3 separate regions of the Homo sapiens genome follow, and all the other regions are linked to region 1. Evidence: chromatin contacts called from ENCODE Hi-C or POLR2A ChIA-PET data. All regions are on one chromosome and are shown on one strand. Each heading gives the region's core, a stretch centred on a gene start or an enhancer-like site at or near the end of the contact. The rest is flanking DNA. Distances are from core to core; before and after follow the strand shown.

Evidence for each region. Hi-C counts contacts between places; a loop is a spot of excess contacts on that map. ChIA-PET counts read pairs that join two places held with the same protein, here RNA polymerase II (POLR2A). Pooled maps may share reads with other maps.
Region 2: a loop to region 1 is called in a pooled map, with 2.9 times the contacts of the local background. The contact joins the promoter of UBR3 here to the promoter of WIPF1 in region 1. A Hi-C loop is called at or near these places in 5 of 50 pooled maps. POLR2A ChIA-PET finds 5 or more read pairs at or near these places in 2 of 52 experiments (GM12878 and activated CD4-positive, alpha-beta T cell).
Region 3: a map of B cell shows a loop between it and region 1 (8-fold over the local background). The contact joins the enhancer-like site here to the promoter of WIPF1 in region 1. A Hi-C loop is called at or near these places in 1 of 168 maps with a recorded cell type or tissue (B cell), 5 of 37 single-sample maps with no recorded cell type and 4 of 50 pooled maps.

The regions. Positions count from the first base shown.
Region 1 is chr2:174,596,202-174,599,210 of GRCh38, reverse strand. It overlaps WIPF1 (WAS/WASL interacting protein family member 1), which reads left to right and starts at 1,407. Exons shown (of 8, transcript NM_001375834.1): 1 at 1,407-1,610. RefSeq lists an enhancer at 1,205-1,384.
Region 2 is chr2:169,825,929-169,828,937 of GRCh38, reverse strand. UBR3 (ubiquitin protein ligase E3 component n-recognin 3) reads right to left here and starts at 1,484. Exons shown (of 39, transcript NM_172070.4): 1 at 886-1,484. The coding sequence starts at 1,430. RefSeq lists silencers at 741-870, 1,131-1,690.
Region 3 is chr2:171,317,675-171,320,683 of GRCh38, reverse strand. It overlaps METTL8 (methyltransferase 8, tRNA N3-cytidine), which reads left to right. Exons shown (of 10, transcript NM_001321154.2): 10 at 1-3,009. Among named protein-coding and RNA genes, the nearest start is that of METTL8, 110 kb to the left of the region's middle. RefSeq lists enhancers at 517-566, 712-1,534, 2,013-2,112, 2,840-2,899 and a silencer at 2,122-2,324. Within about 2 kb of position 1,428, at least 7 of the 41 ENCODE cell types and tissues checked have a DNase peak (open chromatin) inside an H3K27ac peak, as active enhancers do; they include B cell, where a contact is called at or near this core.

The DNA.
Region 1 (3,009 bases), core at 158-2,657:
CCACCATTCCCACTCACTGCTCACCACCCCCAACAGCTACCTGAGTTGAAAATTACTCATCTAGCCCAGTTCCATCACTTTACAGGTAAGGCAATGTTAGACAACATACGTTCTTTTCATGCCTCTGGCCTCTGATCCTAGCAGAATCAGGACCCAACATTCAGATTTTACAATGAAGCTAGTTTCTGAAATATGCCTCTCTTTTAAATTCTTTGACTGTTACTGTTTTCTCAGAGTTATATACTATGTGTTGCATATGTAAGTCTGAACCTTTAAGATGGGTTAAGAAAAAATTATGAGCATTTTCAGATCGTTCTATACATAACTCAAGGTTTTGATAAAATGTTTTCTACATGTATTCCATTGCCATCCACCTCTTGAGTTCTTTAATAATGAGAAATCTGACTTTCTTCCTTCCACCCTCTTTATCTCTATGCTTTTGTCAAGCATCTTCTAGGAGAGTTACTGTTATCCCATTAAGTGTGGGGGACAGAAACATTTGGCATAGAAAGCTATGGATCTGCAGCTGACTTAAGCTGTATATTATTACCCTGACTTGGGCACCAAAATCACGTTTCAAAACTCATTTGCTGCCAAGTATGGTAGCTCAAGCCTGTAATCCCAGCAATCTGGGAAGCTAAGATGGAAGGATCACTTTGAAGCTAGGAGTGCAAGACCAGGCTGGGCAACAAAGCAAGATCCCATCTCTACCAAATATAAAAATAAAATAAATTAGCCAGGTGCAGTGGCATATGCCTGTAGTCTCAGCTACTCAGGAGGCTGAGGCTGGAGGATTGCTCGAACCCAGGAGGTCAGGGCCACAGGGAGCTATGATTACGCCACTGCACTCCAGCCTAAGTGACAGCAAGACTGTCTCTCTAAAAAAAAAGAAATAAATAAAACAAAACCAAAAAAAGAACCTCATTTGCCTTCATACACCTGACCTGCTCTCTTTACCTGCATTTGTAACTTTCTCCCCACACACTTGAATGCCCTGTAAATGAGAAGAAGCCCTTAGCCTAATGAAGCGATAAGGTAAGGTAGGTAAGAGCTTTTCTTTCTTGAGTGACTCTTTTCCCTATTACTCAATGGAATAGTCAGTATTTACAGTGATACTTTCAAATATAATTTTCCTAAAGGAATCTCAAGTTCCATGAACAGTTATTTTTGTGGGAATATCTAGAATAAAGTTGGACTCTTCACTGAGTGGAGGTGCTCATCTCCTCTTGTCACTGTACCAAATAGCTGTGTATTACACCTTGTGGGGAGGAGAAACATTTAATTTTTTTTAATTTAGGTTTTTTTTCTTGCTTGCTTCTTAAGCAAAACCAATCTAGTTTCTTTTTCTGCAGCAAAGGAGGAAGGAACAACAAACAACAAATTAATCAGACAGGAAGCGAATAACCACAGAAGGACGTCTGCCTCTGACTCAGTATGTCACATTTAACAAGAGGCCAGAGCTTGTCCAAAATGGCTGTCCAAAAACGACCCCACACTTGCGTTAGAAGATGATACCTTTTTCAGGGACAGTTTTCTCTCTTGGCTCCTGTCCCGCTGGCCCTCTGTCTGCCTGTGTCCCTGACCATGGCTCCCTGCAGTACCCTTTAACGGTAAGAAAAATTATATTCAAACTAAGTTTATTTCATTTATCAGCTACAGGGAAGAACTAAATGGCTTTTAATGGACCATAGTATGTCAAGATAAAGTTGTTTAATTTTTCTGTAGAGCACCATGTGAGCTATTCCTGTTGCCCAGAATGCTAGTTTCACCACTATGGTGATTGTGAATGATTCATAACTTATGCTTTGAGCCAAAATGTAAGCAAGATTTTCAATAGAATTTTTTTGACCACTGGACAAGTTTGGATCCACAGGAATTTATTTTCCCATTTAAATTGGGGGCTTATGTCGGTAAATATATCCTTTTGGTGTATGATACAGTTGTCCACACAACTGCCTTTGAATCTTTGGTGTGGCCAGCAACAATAAGTGCTTTAAAGTACAAGGAGCCATTGGAAGCTTCAAACGAAAATACCATGGAACTAAGCTGTTGCAGTTCTGTTGCTGCCAATGTGCTATTTAAGTTCAAAACTCAAACTAAACCATTTCTAAGCAGAGTCTTTTATAATACGATTTGTCTTTTAGAATAAGTCTATTCCTGTTATAACAGTGTGTGCACAATTACTATCGCAAATCAAATTCTACAGCATTAGTTATAACTTTATGTTTAATATGATTAATGTTTTGGCATAAAATATTGTGATTTTTAAAATTTCAAGCCATCTACTCAGAGGCTTATAGAGCAGAACTAAGGAAACTTTTTACATTAAAAAACTTTTTTCTAGAATATGTAGGAAGAAACAATTTGACTTATGTTCCTTTCTCCCCGTGAAGAAATATAAAATAAAGCTTTAAAAAACTCAGAAGGCACATATAACTTTAGTCACTAAGTACAAGTTTTTTGTTTTTTTTGTTTTTGTATTTTTAGTAGAGACAGGGTTTCATCATGTTGGTCAGGCTGGTCTCAAACTCCTGACCTCAAGTGATCTGCCCGCCTCGGCCTCCCAAAGTGCTGGGATTACAGGCATACAAGTTATTTTAAATAATTTAATGGCATAACTAGTATATGTAGTAGAGAATGGAGAGGTGGTAAATGAAAAGGCTACTGAAAGATTCTAACTAAGCAAAGTAAGACAGCTTGGTAGAGAGAAAGATGAAAGACTGGGGAAAGAATAGGACAGGACAGTGAGAAAGGAAGATGAGAAACTGGGAAAAGGTTTTGAGGTTGATCTGTGTGGAAATCATACTCTTACAATTCACTTGGACTACAGTGCTATGTGTTAACTTTATCAAGCTTTGTTCTTCTGTACTGGAATATCATCATGTCAAAACTCTTCCTTTTATCAGTCTAAGGTCATTAAATGACTTACCTGAAAGTCATTTTTCACTAAGTCAGGTTTTCTATTGCTCTTTGAAAAGTTTATTCATGGGCTATTTGCTCATAGCGCTT
Region 2 (3,009 bases), core at 235-2,734, 4.8 Mb after region 1:
CTCTCTGTAACTCACTGCAAACTCTGAAATGTCTTTTCTCATAAGTCCCAACATCTGATGCATCGCTTCTGTCAAAAGGGCATTTGTTGTCTCCTTTTAGACAGAGGTTCACGTATCAGTGAGTGAACAAAGTGCCCTTAACTGGAGAAGACCTAACACTTGATTCCTGGTTCGCTCAGTATTTTGTTTGTTCTCCTGGTATGGAGGGTATTCTGTAACTGACTGCTCAGTAGCCCAATTCTAAATGTCATTCCAGCATACCAAATAATCCACTGACAGCTCAACAGTCACTTTTCATGCAGGCCCCTCCCCTTCCCTCCTCCCTCAACCCTCAAGAGCTCCTTCTCTCACAGTGACAGACACACTGGCAGTTCAGAAGACCTTTTCCTCAAGCGTCCTTCCCTGCACGTACAAGACCACCTCCCCAGCTCTCATCATCCCGCGAGCCAATACGGTCCCCAATAACATCCCCTCCCAGCCAATCCAAATCACAACCTAAGTCTCTTCCCAAGAACCAGGCTTTACAGCCTTTCCCAACAAGTACACACTTGACAGCTCGACACGAGCTTCCCCAAAAATCATTTCCCCTCACTCCCCTCCTACCCCATACACTGGCTCTTTTCTCGCTATCATTTACCCACCCTGGCTTCCCCAAAATTCACAGCCCGGTTTCCTAAACATGCTCTCCGCTCTCCTCTCCCCTCCTTCTCCTCCCCACCCCCTTTCCACCGCTGACAGCTCAGTCACCTCCATCCCCCTGTGGCTGCACCCTCCCCCGCACCCTCCCCTTGACAGCTCAGAGTGGGCTCCCAGTGCTCCGCTCCAGGCCCTCCCGCGACGTCCCCGGCCCAGGGTCGCCTCGCCCGCGGGGAGGGCTCCACTCACCCGCTCTCCCGCATCACGTTGCTGTCCCCGCAGTCGCAGGCGCCCCCGGCCTGGCTGCGGAACATGTTGAAGTCGTGTCCGGTGTGGTCGCCCTGGTGGAAGCACTCGGCGCACAGCGACATGCAGGGCGAGATGCCGCACGTCCGGCAGCGGTAGGCCACGAAGTTGGCTGTCCAGACCAGGCCGCAGAGCGCCGCGGGATCGTAGGCCCGCACCGCCGCGCAGAACTCGTCGTAGCCGCCGCCGCCCGCCAGAAGGCACTTACACCACTCCAGGGCCTCCTCCTCGGCCGCCCCCGGACCGCCCCCGCCTCCGGCCGCCGCCGCGTCCTCGCCGCCGGCAGCCGCGGCCAGCGGCCGCTCGGCGCTCAGCACCCGCTCCAGCAGCGCCTGCAGCTCCTCAGCACCTGCGCGGTTGTCCGGCCGGCTGAGGGCCGCCTTGAGGTGCGCGGCGGTGGCCGCCTTGTCTAGGGCCAGCCCCGGCGCGGGCAGCTCGGGCTGTGACGGCTGCTGGCCCCCGACGGCCGCCGCGGCCGCCGCCGCCATGATGAGAGCTCAGAATTTGGAGAGTCCAGGGCCAGCGGCTCCTCCAGGGAGAGTGAGGGAATAGACTGCTGCGATTGCTCGGCCCGCCCAACTCTCGCGATACCCGGAGCGTCCGCGCTCCTCCGCCCGCAGCCCCGCCCCTACACACGCCCCCTCGGGCTGCAGAGCCTTCCTCCCGCCCCTCTCTCCTGGGCGCCTGTGGACCAAGCTAGGCTCCCAACTTTCTAAGTTAAGAGCTACTGAAATAAAGTACTCACCTTATAGGAAATCTTTAATAAGGGCAATTATTTCTTTATTTGCATAGACTACAGGAATTATTCACATCATCTTTCAGATGTACTTTAGGCATCTGCATTTTGTCTGAGATGTACATTCCTACTGTTATCAAAGTCCAGCGGGCGACAGAATGAAACCCCAACTTAAGGAAAACAAAAACTGTAGGAAAAGCAATCCAAAGAAGAACAGAAGGCCAGGCGCGGTGGCTCACGCCTGTAATCCCAGCACTTTGGGAGGCCGAGGCAGGCGGATTACTTGAGGTGAGGAGTTTGAGATCAGCCTGGCTGACATGGTGAAACCCTGTCTCTACTAAAAATACAAAAATTAGCCGGGCATGGTGGCGCACGCCTGTAATCCCAGCTACTCCGGAGGCTGAGGCAGGAGAATCACTTGAACCCAGGAGGCGGGGGTTGTAGTGAGCCGAGATCGCGCCACTGCACTCCAGCCTGGGTGACAAAGCGAGACTCCGTCTCTAAAAACAACAACAACAACAACAACAACAAAGAAGAACAGGAGTGTTTCCAATCCATAACCTTGTGTTTGAAATGAATGAAACATAATTAAAACAGGTTATTCCTGGTCTTCTACATGAGTTAAGTATGTCACGATCATCATATAACAGTGATAAGTTAAATTTGCTCAATAATTTTACGAATCACTAAATTATAAACTAAATAAAACTTTATGTATTAACTTTACATGCTAAAACTTTGTATGTTTTAACTCATTTGATTCTCATAACAGATAACTTTGAATTCTGCTATTCCTAGAAGTAGCAGCCTCAGACACTTCTCTACTTCGTCATCGTCCATTCACTCTTTTTCTTCTTCCTATAATAATGCAAAGAGGTGTCCATCCACAGGCTTAAACGCAATCCTGCAATCCTTTTACTTAACCACTGGATCCTGCCTTCTCAGGATCCCAACTCCATCCAATATCCTCTTGCATTTTTAACCCCTCTCTTTCTATTAGCTCAATTCTTGTCAGAATTTGTCTCCTCCTGTCTTAAAAATAATTGAAAAAATAATAAAGCTTCCCCCATTACTAAGCATCCAACCATTCTTTTCGTAGGCCACCTTTCTCTTTCTCTTTCTTTTCTTCTTTCTTTTTTTTTTTTTTTTTTTTGAGACAGGGTCTCACTGTCGACCAGACTGGAGTGCAGTGGCGCAATTTCAGATCACTGGAAGCTTTGCCTCCCGGGCTCAAGCGATTTTCCCACCCCAGCCACCCGAGCAGCTGGGACCACAGGCTCGCGTCATCAGACCCAGCTAATTTTTGTATTTTTAGTAGAGACAGGGTCTCC
Region 3 (3,009 bases), core at 179-2,678, 3.3 Mb after region 1:
ACTCAGTTGTATTTCATAATTAAAGTGTACATTAAAAAGCCAAACTAGTCATGAAAGTATTACATACAGCAAGGGCAGTTTAGATAAGTTAATGTTGCTATGGGAACCCCAGCAGATCTCCTTGTGTCTCCGTTTAAAAATCATGGCCCAAGGTGGTTTCAAAAACAACAGAAGGTAAAATTATTCTCACATTCTCACACATGTAAATTGTACTGTCTCTCTCAGTTCTAAATAGCGGATTCAAGCCAGCCTCTTGACTGGCACAGTAAAATTCGGCTTCGTGTCTTTCTATAATGTATTACAGCATGTGAGTTAACCTTTAGAAGCTTCAAAAATACATCAACCAAATTTGGACTGTGAGACACAAACTGGTCTCTTTTGGGCTCTGTCCAGCATAGCCTTCCTATTCCACATGGCTGCGCAGCAGGGCCATTTCCACCAGTGTCTTCTGCTTGCCTGGTCAGTCTTTCTGTCTCTTAACCTACCTACAACAACTTCCTTCTCGGGGTTTGCTGCTAGATAGAAATGTAGATTTTGGCACAGAAAGAAAAGGGAAAGACCTATTTGGAATTTTGTCTATAGATGTTAAGAAATCATGAAGCGTTGCAAATGTAACTGCTTGGGTATTAGTTTAAAATATTTGATAACTGCATGAAATTCTAATTTACCCCTCACATCCATAAAGCTAGGACCAGTTGGTTAGGCAGAGTTTGATATTTAAAAATTCATCTTCTGAGAGAGCTGAATTTCAAAAGGACCATTTTCTTTCCAGGAGTAAAAGGTATATTCTTTCATCTTCTTACAGTACAGAAACAATGGAATATATTGTTTAAATGCACCCTTCATTTTTTTCTCCATTTCTAAAAATTCACTTTTGAGCATCGTCCAAATGTAAAAATTCTCACACATGAGGAACTGTTTCCGAAGGTTGTGAGAAAGTCAAGATAACAGTTTCTATTATTAAAAGTTTTGCATTCGGTATGACACATTTGCCTGTATTGAAACACCCATTTAACATTGACTTCTGAGAACTTATTTGCTTTGCCTCTCTCGATTCCATATGCTTTGTCTACAAATTGTGAACACGTCCCGGTTTCTACCCGTGTGTGATTCTAAGTCGTTGCTGTACTCTAGCTTGTACGTGAAAATTCACCCATATGCAGATAGCTGCCCTCTTGGAGGCAAAACTTAAAGCTATCAGAACCATCTGGATTGTTAAACCCCAAAACTTCCAACTCATCAAAGTCCTGAAGCCTGAATAGATCACACATTGTTACTTCTAATTGGTTTTGATGTTTGTTATGCTCCTCACAAGTGCAGATAACTTCACATTTGCATCACTAATCGACCTCTTTCAAAGCCTCTGCTCCTCCTGCTTCCTGCCTCTGTTAGTCATCAGGAGACTTAGTGTTGGCGTGGGTATTTTCCCCGCTTGTGAAAGTGCATTGTCAATTCTAGAGCATTAAATATATGTGAGGTATTGTTATTAATCTACAAGGCAGTACACACAGTATTCCAGCAACAGTGACTTTTTCAAAGGTTTTATGAGACATTGTAAGAAAGACAGTATCTTTCCATGGAAAAAAGTGTTGCCTCAGAGTCAAACAGGAAGCATGGGTCCTAGTTCCTATTGAACTGCTTAGCTACTCTTAATTTAGCTCTGAATGCTAGATTTTGTGTATACTATACACATTATTTAATCCTCAAACTCCTAGGAATTCATTTTGATGATAACCATTTACAGAAGAGATGTTGGGTAACTTGCTCAGGATACCACATCTAGTAAGTAGCAGAGTCACAACTCGGACCCAGAACTCTCTGATTCCAAAACCTCTACTTGCTGCTCTTGTAATGGATGGGCCCAAATGCTGCTGGGAAAGGCACCAGGGAAGAAAGAGCTTTCTGAGTCAAGCAGAAAACGATAGCAGTGGAGAGGAGTTTGTTTCAGACGACCTTCAAGGTTATGGCTCATTCTAGATCCAATCATTCTAGCAAATAAGTAGGTTACACTTGTCCACAATTACAAATTGGAAAAGAAGAGAAGGAAAGGAACTGAGAGGAATGACAAAGCAAAAAGCTTTCAATCAGTTCTTTTCAGCATTCTGCTTCTGCCTAGTTCTGCACTCGCCCCACCCCCTCAGGCTTCAGCCTTCCACTTGGCATCCCTCCTCGCAGAGCACTCTCACTTGCATACTCCTCGCTTAAAGAAAAAAAGCATTCTGTACTGCAGTGGGGAAAAAAAACCCTTAAAATGTCTTCAAAAGGATTCAGCTCTAGGGTAATGTAAAATATGTGAAATCAGGAGGTGTCCATAATAAAATATGAGTGAAAACATCGTTATTTAAAACATTGTATGTACATTAATGCCACATTAATACCAATTCAGGCATGAAATGTTGAGCATTTCTTGGAATACGGTTTCTTGGAATATGGTTGGGGATTTGAGAGGCGCAAAGGTACCCGCAAGATGGCTTTGGTGTAGTTATAAATATAAATAGAAGTAAAATAACAGTTGCATCTTCATTTATAATGAATCTATATTGTGGCCTCAAAGCTACAGAGAAAAGTGGATGCCAAAATCTGTCTTTCATTAACATATGTCTTAAATGACAAGGAAGAGGTGTTGAAGATAAAATTACTTTTTCCTATGAGTATGAATCAGCAACATGCAGTAACAAGCAAGTAATAATAGTTCTGCGTGTGAGTGCCTACAGAGGGTAAGAAAAATAGCATCAGATTGAAAAAGCAAGTGCACCTGCAGAAGGGACCCAGGAGGCTGCAGAGCACAGCTCCCTTGAGCATCATCTCAAAGTGTCTCAGAGCACAGTGACCCTAATTCTGGCAAGTCAGGTTGGCATGAGATGGATGGAGCACACTGAAATCTCCAGATGGTCAGACAGCCCACCCTCAGCTGCCCCTGGAGCTCGGCAAAGGCAAGCTACAAGGCACTGCTACTTGGCCAAGAGTTTAAAACAACAGCTTCTGATTCTACAGTGTCTGTGGTTTCAC